Linked DNA regions of Homo sapiens: regions 1 and 2 are each linked to region 3. A link is a loop called in an ENCODE intact Hi-C map of the cell type or tissue named here. Cell type or tissue: Calu3. All regions are shown on one strand. Links, peaks and the distances in the headings refer to the core of each region. The heading gives the core; the rest is flanking DNA.

The links. A loop is a pair of places that touch in the nucleus more often than their neighbours do. Peaks named below come from ENCODE experiments on the same cell type or tissue, not always from the same donor. Only the 100,000 strongest peaks of a DNase experiment are listed, where the experiment ranks them.
Region 1: it touches region 3 in a loop (5-fold over the local background); 9 of 110 quality-filtered maps call a loop at or near these places.
Region 2: it touches region 3 in a loop (4-fold over the local background); 14 of 110 quality-filtered maps call a loop at or near these places.

Annotation. Positions count from the first base shown.
Region 1 is chr5:143,594,475-143,597,699 of GRCh38, reverse strand. The region is part of intron 3 of LOC105378209 (a long non-coding RNA gene); the gene reads right to left. Among named protein-coding and RNA genes, the nearest start is that of MIR5197, 84 kb to the left of the region's middle. RefSeq lists a cis regulatory region at 1,302-1,315 and enhancers at 1,237-1,381, 1,202-1,496, 1,260-2,459. In Calu3, for the core only: no CTCF peak of the experiment used is centred there; DNase peaks (open chromatin) are centred at 1,319, 1,749 and 2,339.
Region 2 is chr5:143,966,456-143,969,680 of GRCh38, reverse strand. No RefSeq gene overlaps it. Among named protein-coding and RNA genes, the nearest start is that of HMHB1, 160 kb to the right of the region's middle. In Calu3, for the core only: a CTCF peak has its summit at 1,420 (motif pointing right); a DNase peak (open chromatin) is centred at 1,480.
Region 3 is chr5:143,401,880-143,405,104 of GRCh38, reverse strand. It overlaps NR3C1 (nuclear receptor subfamily 3 group C member 1), which reads left to right and starts at 1,419. Exons shown (of 9, transcript NM_000176.3): 1 at 1,419-1,894. It overlaps LOC128966704, which reads left to right. Exons shown (of 2, transcript XM_054328421.1): 2 at 189-439. The coding sequence ends at 219. RefSeq lists enhancers at 224-363, 404-473, 1-518 and silencers at 524-1,793, 2,034-2,113, 2,324-2,423. In Calu3, for the core only: a CTCF peak has its summit at 1,312; DNase peaks (open chromatin) are centred at 304, 814, 1,024, 1,294 and 3 weaker places.

The DNA of each region.
Region 1 (3,225 bases), core at 298-2,797, 190 kb before region 3:
GAGTACAGTGAGCAGAGAGAGGCCAGCCACACTTGGTCAGTGAGATAAGAATGCCTCTTGCCCTCCACTGGTGAGCATCTCACTGAGTGCAGGGAGGCTGTAGAGATTGGACCCCGAGCATGTGTTTGATCCATTGGCTAGAGAAGAAACTTCTTTTGATCAAATCCTGCCACCCCACACCAGCTGTGTGACCTTGGGCAAGTTATAGCACCTCTAAGCGCCTTCATTTTCACATCGGTAAAATGTGTATAATAGTAACACCCATCTCATTAATGTATTGTGAGGATTAAAGAGAAAATAATTGTATGGCAATTTGAACTGTGCCTAGAAGGTAGTCCACACTAAATAAGTATTAACTACTATCATTATTAGAAGTAATATAATAATATTGTCTTAAAACCAGAGATCTGAATCTAATAAAAATTAAGAAAATATTAAATAGAATAAAACTATGCATATAATAAATACTAAATAGAATAAAATTGGAAAGATAGTAAAGAGGATATCAATACGTGGAAATACTCCAGGCTGATAACCAAGATGAATTTCATACCAGATTGCTAATGTGTCTGCCCATTCACCTACAAGATCTGCTGAAACGGCTCTCCTAAAAATGTCCCCATATCTCTTCATGGTCATCCTGAGTTGGAATTCCCAGAGTCAGAGAGACAAGAGTCTATTTTGGCTTTTCCCTGAAACTTAATCGAGTGTAGCTGGTGTTTTAGACATTGTATCCTGATATTTTAGCTCTTATTGAAGTTATTTAGGGTTTTTAGGAAGGGTCTTGGATTCTCCTCTTTTGCTAATTTTTGATGTATTATTATTAAATGATTGTAACCATCATTAGAATTCTATGTATTTATGTGTAAATTTAAAATATTTGTAACTTTAGTATTTAGAACTACTTTAAAACAAAACCATGTACAAGCCTATCCATATTCTTTCAGTTTCATTGTGGCTGGATACTATGTTGCCTTGAATTTTACCTGTTACTTGCCCAGCTTCTGGATTTCCAGTATCAGAACATTAGAGGTTCATATTTTCCATACAAAAATAGAAAAAGTCATAATGGCGTGAAAGTCCCTGGGAGATTCACCCTTTCTTCTAGTGTGGTGTCTCAGCAAGTTCCCAGGCATATCACAGGATGGGAAGGATGGGGAAATACTCACCTAGGGCACTTACAAGGAGATAAGAATGGGAGGGCAGAGGGAGTTGGTCACCACGCTTGAACAAAGGGAGAAAAATATGTACACCTCTCATGAGTCATCAGTGAAAGTATCCAGCATGCTCAGGGGGCCTCCTGAACTTTGAAACTTGGATTTAATCCAGACATGAAATATGGAAAGTCACTCTTTATGCAATGCTTTCATCACCACCTCCGTTTTGCCTCTCTTTCATCTCAGTTAAGAGATACAAGACAGGTTCTTGTAATGACTGCCTGTGATTGCCATGCTAACAAAACTATTTACATGGAAATTAGGAATCCCATGTAGAATTCCAGAATCAAAGGTCCTGTGGATATGGTAATCAAGAAAATGTCTTTATATCCACATTATTGTGCCCATATGGTTATGATGCCATCTGGGTGCTAATTCTAATGCTATTCTTTCATGAGATGTTTAATAGTGCTCAATATTATTGACTGTTTAGTAGGCAGTAGAATTAGAGTTCCAATTATATGAGGTCATAGCACTGGCTACATGAGTGACCAGAAAGATGACTTACAGGGATTCCAGAAAACACACACACACACACACACACACACACACACACGCGTACACATGCACGTACACATACATGTATGCACTCATCAGGTAACTCTTTAAAAATTACTTAAATTCCTGATGAAGAGGCTACCACTTCTAAACTAATAAATGTCATGTGGACAGATATCTCCTTAGTAGCTGGGCTCATGCCATCCCTGCCCAGAAAAGGGGGCTAGAATCCCACAGAAAAAGCAGAAGATTATGCCCTCTTAGGAACTATAGTCCATCCTCCCAAGGTTTTTTTCCCCTTTAAGCAAATCCTCCTCACAAAAGAAAGATATGTTTATTTGTATTTTCAGTTAAGTTGACTATTTATTCACATTTCCTGCTGATGAGTCATTTATGCAGTTTACTGAAAAAAATAAATTGGTCACTAAAGCACTGCAAAATTAGGGTTCAAAGACGCAAAACTGACGTAAGCATCAAATAGGTACAGGTTAAGAATTTAATCAGCAAATAGATCAGTCAGCACGCTAGGACAGTACTCACACAAAGACTGGGTTTTGTTTAATTCTTTTCCAAGGGATCAGCACAGCCAGCCTGTCTGGAGCACCTCTGTTGGTTTTGCTCATCAGATACTTGTAAACAGAGCAAACACAGATATTTGATCAAGAAACCAAACCCCACATGCCTGGAATCAAGTGTGAGAAAATATCTTGGGCTTACTCCCATGATGCCTGTGTAAAAGTCGCACCGTTTGTCTGTAAATAAAAGGCCTGAGTTTAGCAGAAGATCATAGGAAAATGCAGCAAATGCACCATGTTTACAATGTGCAAAGGCAGAGAGAAGCATCAGTTCTCAGCATGAGATTGTTGGTTATGCCTGTGGGGGAGCAGATGGGAGATCACTATTGATCTCTAAAGTAGCTGGGTCAGCCAGACATGTTGGCTCATGCCTGTAATCCCAATAATTCAGGAGGCCAAGGTGAGAGGACTGCTTGATCCCAGGAGTTCAAGATTACAGTCAGCTGTGATTGCACCACTGCACTCCAGCCTGGGCAACAAAGCGAAATGTGGTCTTTTTTAAAATAAACAAATAAAATGTAAAAGTGGCTGGGCCTGTGCTCCATATACAGACTCATTTGCCCTCTTCTCAAGAACTCATCTGCTTTTAAAACTGGAGGATGATTGTTATTTTTATTTCTTCTTCTGGATACATTTTTAACCAACGTTAGAAAAATCAACCAGAGAGACAAATATCCATATACATACAGTAGCTTCACTAAAATATCTAGGATGGTCGAAACTGTCACCAAGGAGCCTTAGAAATGGATATTAATAACATGTACTTACCATGTGCTAGGCACCACATATATTACCTGTGTTAATTAATCCTCAGAACCATGGAAGAGTTACCATTATTATTCTCAACTCATGGATGAAGAAAATGAGACATAGCTTTGCCAACATTCACAGCAAATAAAGGGTGGCCCATCTTGACTCCAAGTTCAAGGTCTTAG
Region 2 (3,225 bases), core at 298-2,797, 560 kb before region 3:
TATAAAGAGAAGCTCAAACTTGATGCCACATTCTTCCTCTTGTAATAATAACTGGCATGTATGCAGTGCTTTGCAGCTTACCTGTTTTGTAAAATGTTTCCTTTGGACTGTTACTTATGGAGACCATATCTTTGTTCTCTTAGTCTAAACAGTTAGATGTCATTGATGATCCAGGCCAGCCTTTGAAAAAAAAGTGTAGTAGAGCATAATTAAGTATATAGAGTCTAAGTCAGAAAGACCCTGGTTGACGTCTCAGACTCATCAATATTTGCTGTATAACCTTGGACAAGTTACTTATATTTTCTGAACATTTGTATTGTCATCTATAAACTAGGCATAATAATTTCTACCTATTAGAATTGTTGTGATGCTTCTACACAGCAAGAGGAATCAAACGAATAGCACTATGTCTCCTACATGTGAGTGCCCAGTAAGTATTAAGAATGACTTATGATTATTGTTCTTATTTATATGTACTTATTTTCAGTGCATCCAGAAGGTCCTGCTCCTGCTCCGAATGTCTCCTTCTTGTTCCTTGGCACAATGAACATTAGATGTGCATGCTTTGGGTTAAGTACATACTTTGCTAAGGTGCTCCCATTTAAAATGCAAATTTACATGTGAATTATTGGCTTCTTAGCTTAACTTTGATATCATTTGCCTTCCAAGATGACTAAAAAGAAATGGAAAATAGGGGGACTGGGACAAGTACTTTCAGAGCATCCACTTCTCCTCAGGAAAAACAGATCAAGGAGGCAAAGTTGGAGGAATCAAGGGCATCTTTGCAGCCTGAAAGGCACTCAAAATAGCAACAAAGACTGAGGGGGATAGGAACATGGGGGTAGGGTTTTGAGAGGGAGCCCCTCTCCACAGATCTGCCAGGCCACCTCAGAGGCGCTATACTGTGCAGCATGTCAGTTCTGATCCTGAGCACCTGCATCTCTACCTGTCAGAGCATATCTGGTGATGAGCCATTTGCTTTGGCTTCTTGGCTCCTGCCACTGGATTTGAGTGTGTGTCACAGTGTGACTGTGCACCAATTATCTCCCTGTCCTCTTATAAATTTCATTCAGGCTTTGGAGCATGAATGTGATTATGAAATTACTCTAGGTCTTTCGTAAGATGTGTTGAAGCGAAATCAGACTAAAGGTAGGAAAAGAGATTGGAAAGTGCTGTCCCTAATCCAGAAGTGAGGCTAGGAGAGGCAGCTAGAATAGGATTACTTTGCCTCTCCTCCAAGGATTACTCAAGTCTTAGATCATATTTCACCACCATCAAGTCTACATCCCAATAATGACTCATTTTTGTGATCATCTTGAGAATTTCCACACAATAATCAGCTTGGTCTTAAGGTTGTTCCATTTTGGTTTTTAGGATTGATGAGCTAACTATATCCACTATTTCCCACAGTTATTTCAGTCCTATAGTCACATTAGGCAAGTGTCTCTTCCTGAGCCAGCAGGTGTCACTATTGATCAATTGAAAATAAACATGGTAGACCTACCAAGATAAAGATAGATCTACCTCTGATTAGAAAAAAAAAAAAATTAACTTGGCATTTCAAGTTAAACTACTATTGCTCAGATCCACTGAATTCCTTGTAAACAGCTGAGCTCTCAAAAGCATGTATATTTCTTCATCACCGCCTATCTGCAGATACAAGGCATGTAGAGGTCTTGTGAAAATGGAGTTGAAGAGATGGTCCTCATGGTTTCACTCCAGGACCAATGCTCTGAGACTTACTTAGAGCCTTATTTTCTATATTCTTTTTCTTTTCTCTTTATAGCTAGGAATAGTCAATCCTAATTGACCACTAAGGGAATCTTCCATGGTATATTTTAGCCCCAGAATGATTTTCCTCATTTGATATATTCCTCAGACATTAAAGTTGATTTCAGAGAAATATGTACCAGAAATAATCAGTAAATAAATCATGTAGTATACTTCAAAACCAAAATGTAACTTTGGGGAGAGATGATCTCTGACTCTGCATCATCTGAGGCACTGTTCTCTCTTTCAACACAAAACTAAACAAAAGGCAATTTGTTAAATACATTTATGCATATCCCTTTCCTTTACAAATATACACTAAATATTATTATATACAAACTACCATGCTTTCTCCATGAGGCTTACCTCAACCCCCTTCTCTTTTAGAGAATTTTCTTATATAAAATTCCTCTGTCTTTAATATTTATTTTCTCTCAATAGTTCTCTTGTGTAGTTTGGTGTATATGTATTTTTCTACTGCTAGATTGTCAGTTCTAAATTTTTTTAAAAGGTAAAAATATTGGATATGTTCTACCCACAGAACCTCTCCATTTCACATGTGGCTTATGAGAGTAGCCAGCATTGCTTGATTTCCTTTTGTAATTGAAACACCAAGAATAATGCCTGGCATAGAAGAGGTAGCCAAAAAAAAATTTTAATGTTAGGCATTTCAGTGATGGAAAAACAAAGACCCCTTCTCTGCACCCATAGTGAAATGCTTATAGTCTAGCAGGGGATGTAAAATATGCATGCAAATAGGACTTCCAATCTTGTATTAAGTCCTGTAGCAATAAAGTGCACAGGGAACTCAGAAAACGTCTCTGAGTGGCTGGCCATGAAAGGTTTGCAGGAAAAAAAACGGGCTTTAATTTAGAAATATATATATATAGAAAAGAGAGGGAAAGAAGGAGATAAAAATATTTGGCATGAAACAAATAGCAGAGCTGAGGCATAGGGACAGGGAAGCCTAGAAGATACATAGAGTATTTATTTGAATAACACCTTAATTAGGTAAAATAAATAAATAAATATAATAAAACTTAGGTCCTGCAGGCATAATTTATGTAGATAGTAGGGAATATTGAGCTTGAATCAGGAAAAATAACATCTAAAGAACTGGATATATAATATTCCATGTTTTACAGTGTTATAATTTAATATTTTAGATGGCACTATGTTACTAGCTTTGAAATTTCTCTCATACTTCCAATAATTTAACTTCTTAGAATAATTCTAAATAATTGCCTGGGAAAGTGAGAAACCTTTTTAGTTAACTTATGCATTGCCAAAGATTTTAGGGGGAGGGTGTCAACTAGAAGGAAGAGTAAGTGCAAAGGCCTTAAGTATGCTTAAGGAATCAAAAACAAAAACAAACAAAAAAAGCTACTGATGGGAAATTGAAGACTTACACTTGGAAATGGGAAGGAAGTAGGGAATACAGTCATGGTATTCTAA
Region 3 (3,225 bases), core at 291-2,790:
GAGCTGGGGAAGGGAGCTGGGGCGGGGGCTTCCCGCACGGGCACCCCTCGCCCCACGGCCCTCTCCTTTCTCAGGACGGACCACGAGTTCCCTTCCCCTTGGACTGAGGGGGAAGCTCCTAACAGGAACATCTGTAGGGAGTTGAACGCTGGCATTTTAAAGCTGCCTGTATTTTGTTTTATTTGTAGGGGCAGGGGTCCTATGAACGTGATAGGGTGAGCAACGCACAGAGTCGAGGGCAGCAAATGTCAAGATTCGGGGGTGGGGCCTGCACCGGGAACTTGGACGCGGGCCCTGGCCGGGGTGGAAGAAGAGGTCAGGAGTTTCGGAAGGGGGGCTATATTTCGCCAGCAACTTACTATTTCGCCTGCAACTTGCTTTTAAGCCTGCCGCCCCCTGCTTTCCTTAATCATAATAATAAAAAAAAAGTGCAAAGAAATCCAGCTCGCTGGAGGTTTTGCATTTGGCGTGCAACTTCCTTCGAGTGTGAGCACATTGGGCGGGAGGGGTGGGGGTTGAACTTGGCAGGCGGCGCCTCCTTCTGCCGCCGCCGCCGCCTCGCAGACTCGGGGAAGAGGGTGGGGGACGGTCGGGGCGCGGGGGAGGGTGGGTTCTGCTTTGCAACTTCTCTCCCAGTGCGAGAGCGCGGCGGCGGCAGCTGAAGACCCGGCCGCCCAGATGATGCGGTGGTGGGGGACCTGCCGGCACGCGACTCCCCCCGGGCCCAAAGTACGTATGCGCCGACCCCCGCTATCCCGTCCCTTCCCTGAAGCCTCCCCAGAGGGCGTGTCAGGCCGCCCGGCCCCGAGCGCGGCCGAGACGCTGCGGCACCGTTTCCGTGCAACCCCGTAGCCCCTTTCGAAGTGACACACTTCACGCAACTCGGCCCGGCGGCGGCGGCGCGGGCCACTCACGCAGCTCAGCCGCGGGAGGCGCCCCGGCTCTTGTGGCCCGCCCGCTGTCACCCGCAGGGGCACTGGCGGCGCTTGCCGCCAAGGGGCAGAGCGAGCTCCCGAGTGGGTCTGGAGCCGCGGAGCTGGGCGGGGGCGGGAAGGAGGTAGCGAGAAAAGAAACTGGAGAAACTCGGTGGCCCTCTTAACGCCGCCCCAGAGAGACCAGGTCGGCCCCCGCCGCTGCCGCCGCCACCCTTTTTCCTGGGGAGTTGGGGGCGGGGGGCGAAGCGCGGCGCACCGGGCGGGGCGGCCACGCCAGGGGACGCGGGCGTGCAGGCGCCGTCGGGGCCGGGGTGGCGGGGCCCGCGCGGAGGGCGTGGGGGCAGGGACCGCGGGCGCCCCTGCAGTTGCCAAGCGTCACCAACAGGTTGCATCGTTCCCCGCGGCCGCCGCGCGGCCCCTCGGGCGGGGAGCGGCCGGGGGTGGAGTGGGAGCGCGTGTGTGCGAGTGTGTGCGCGCCGTGGCGCCGCCTCCACCCGCTCCCCGCTCGGTCCCGCTCGCTCGCCCAGGCCGGGCTGCCCTTTCGCGTGTCCGCGCTCTCTTCCCTCCGCCGCCGCCTCCTCCATTTTGCGAGCTCGTGTCTGTGACGGGAGCCCGAGTCACCGCCTGCCCGTCGGGGACGGATTCTGTGGGTGGAAGGAGACGCCGCAGCCGGAGCGGCCGAAGCAGCTGGGACCGGGACGGGGCACGCGCGCCCGGAACCTCGACCCGCGGAGCCCGGCGCGGGGCGGAGGGCTGGCTTGTCAGCTGGGCAATGGGAGACTTTCTTAAATAGGGGCTCTCCCCCCACCCATGGAGAAAGGGGCGGCTGTTTACTTCCTTTTTTTAGAAAAAAAAAATATATTTCCCTCCTGCTCCTTCTGCGTTCACAAGCTAAGTTGTTTATCTCGGCTGCGGCGGGAACTGCGGACGGTGGCGGGCGAGCGGCTCCTCTGCCAGAGGTAAGAAGCGAGGCGGGAGGGGGCCGGGGCGCGCTCGCTCCCCCGAGGTGCCGCTGGGACCGGAGACAACTCGGGGGCCGCCGCGGGAGCCTACAAACTTTTATTAGCCTCGGGGAGTGGGGGTGGGGGGCTGGCAAGGGCCGGGCGACGGTGACGAAAGGGCAGCGCGCGGGTGACAGCGCTGGCCTCTTCCTCTCCCTCCGCAGGCGTCCCCTGGCCGGGCCGAGGGGGAGGAACCTGACCTCGGACGGCGAGCGGAGCCCTGTCGAACTGCCGGGGGCTTCGAGCCTCTCATTCCTCGCGGGAATCCTGGCCTCTTTTCTCCCCCTAGTGTCCCCTTTCCCTCCAAGGGGGTCGCCCGACACCCGTTTTCGTGGTGAACGCTAAGCCGCGTCTGAATTTTACTCGCCCGAATATTTGCACGCCACCCCGGCGCGCCCGAGCGCGAGCCCGGGCTCCGGGGAGGCCCCGGCGGCGCCTGGCTTGAGGAGGGCGTGCGGGGCGCGTGAGGGTGCACACGCGGGGGGCTGACAGCCCGCAACTTGGAGACTGCGGCCGGGGCCGGCGTTATCTGTTAGAAGTGGGCGTGTCGGAGAGAGAACTCAACAGGTCTGGACGTACTTCTCTTTTAACCTCGCACTTTTTTCTCTTCTCCACCCCCGCCCCGCAAGGGCTTGCTCTTTAGCGTTTGTTGTTAATTCGCGCCTGAGGTTTCTAAGTGGCCCCTTTTAGAAAAAGACCCCCTGTAACCGTAATGGTTTTGTGCTGCGATTTTTACAAGTGCTAGTTTGACGTTTGGGGTTGCAGACTTGATAATTGCAACCTTGTAATACCACTTAAGACCCTCTGGCATGGTTCATTAGGGCCAATTAATGTGGCTGGGTTATTTGCAACTTAAACTGGGGGATAATGTCGCTTGAGGGAGCGTTTTCGTTTTAGGAAATATTGTTTTGGTTTCGGGTTTGAAGGCAGCTGTCAAAAAAGCGGCATGGAAATTCATTGGGCTCCATTCGATACCTCGTGTTTAGAGATCGTTATCGCCTCAGATAAACGGGGCAGAGAGGTGGGGAGATAAGCAGTTTACCCTCAAGATTTGTAGTGGCAAGTCCACACCCCTCTCTCTACCTTCATATTCACTTTTCAGTGAGGGCCAGTGACATTTATGCTGCCTAACGTCATCGCATAGGAAAAGTTACCTTTTATTGGACGGGATTTGACTATAGTGTCCCAAATGCGCTTCTCCGTCTTAGCCCATCTCTTAAAACACCCTGATTAACGATATACTAACAGTCTTACTCTCTTGAGAATAGGCTGAGAATTGGGATAGGTGA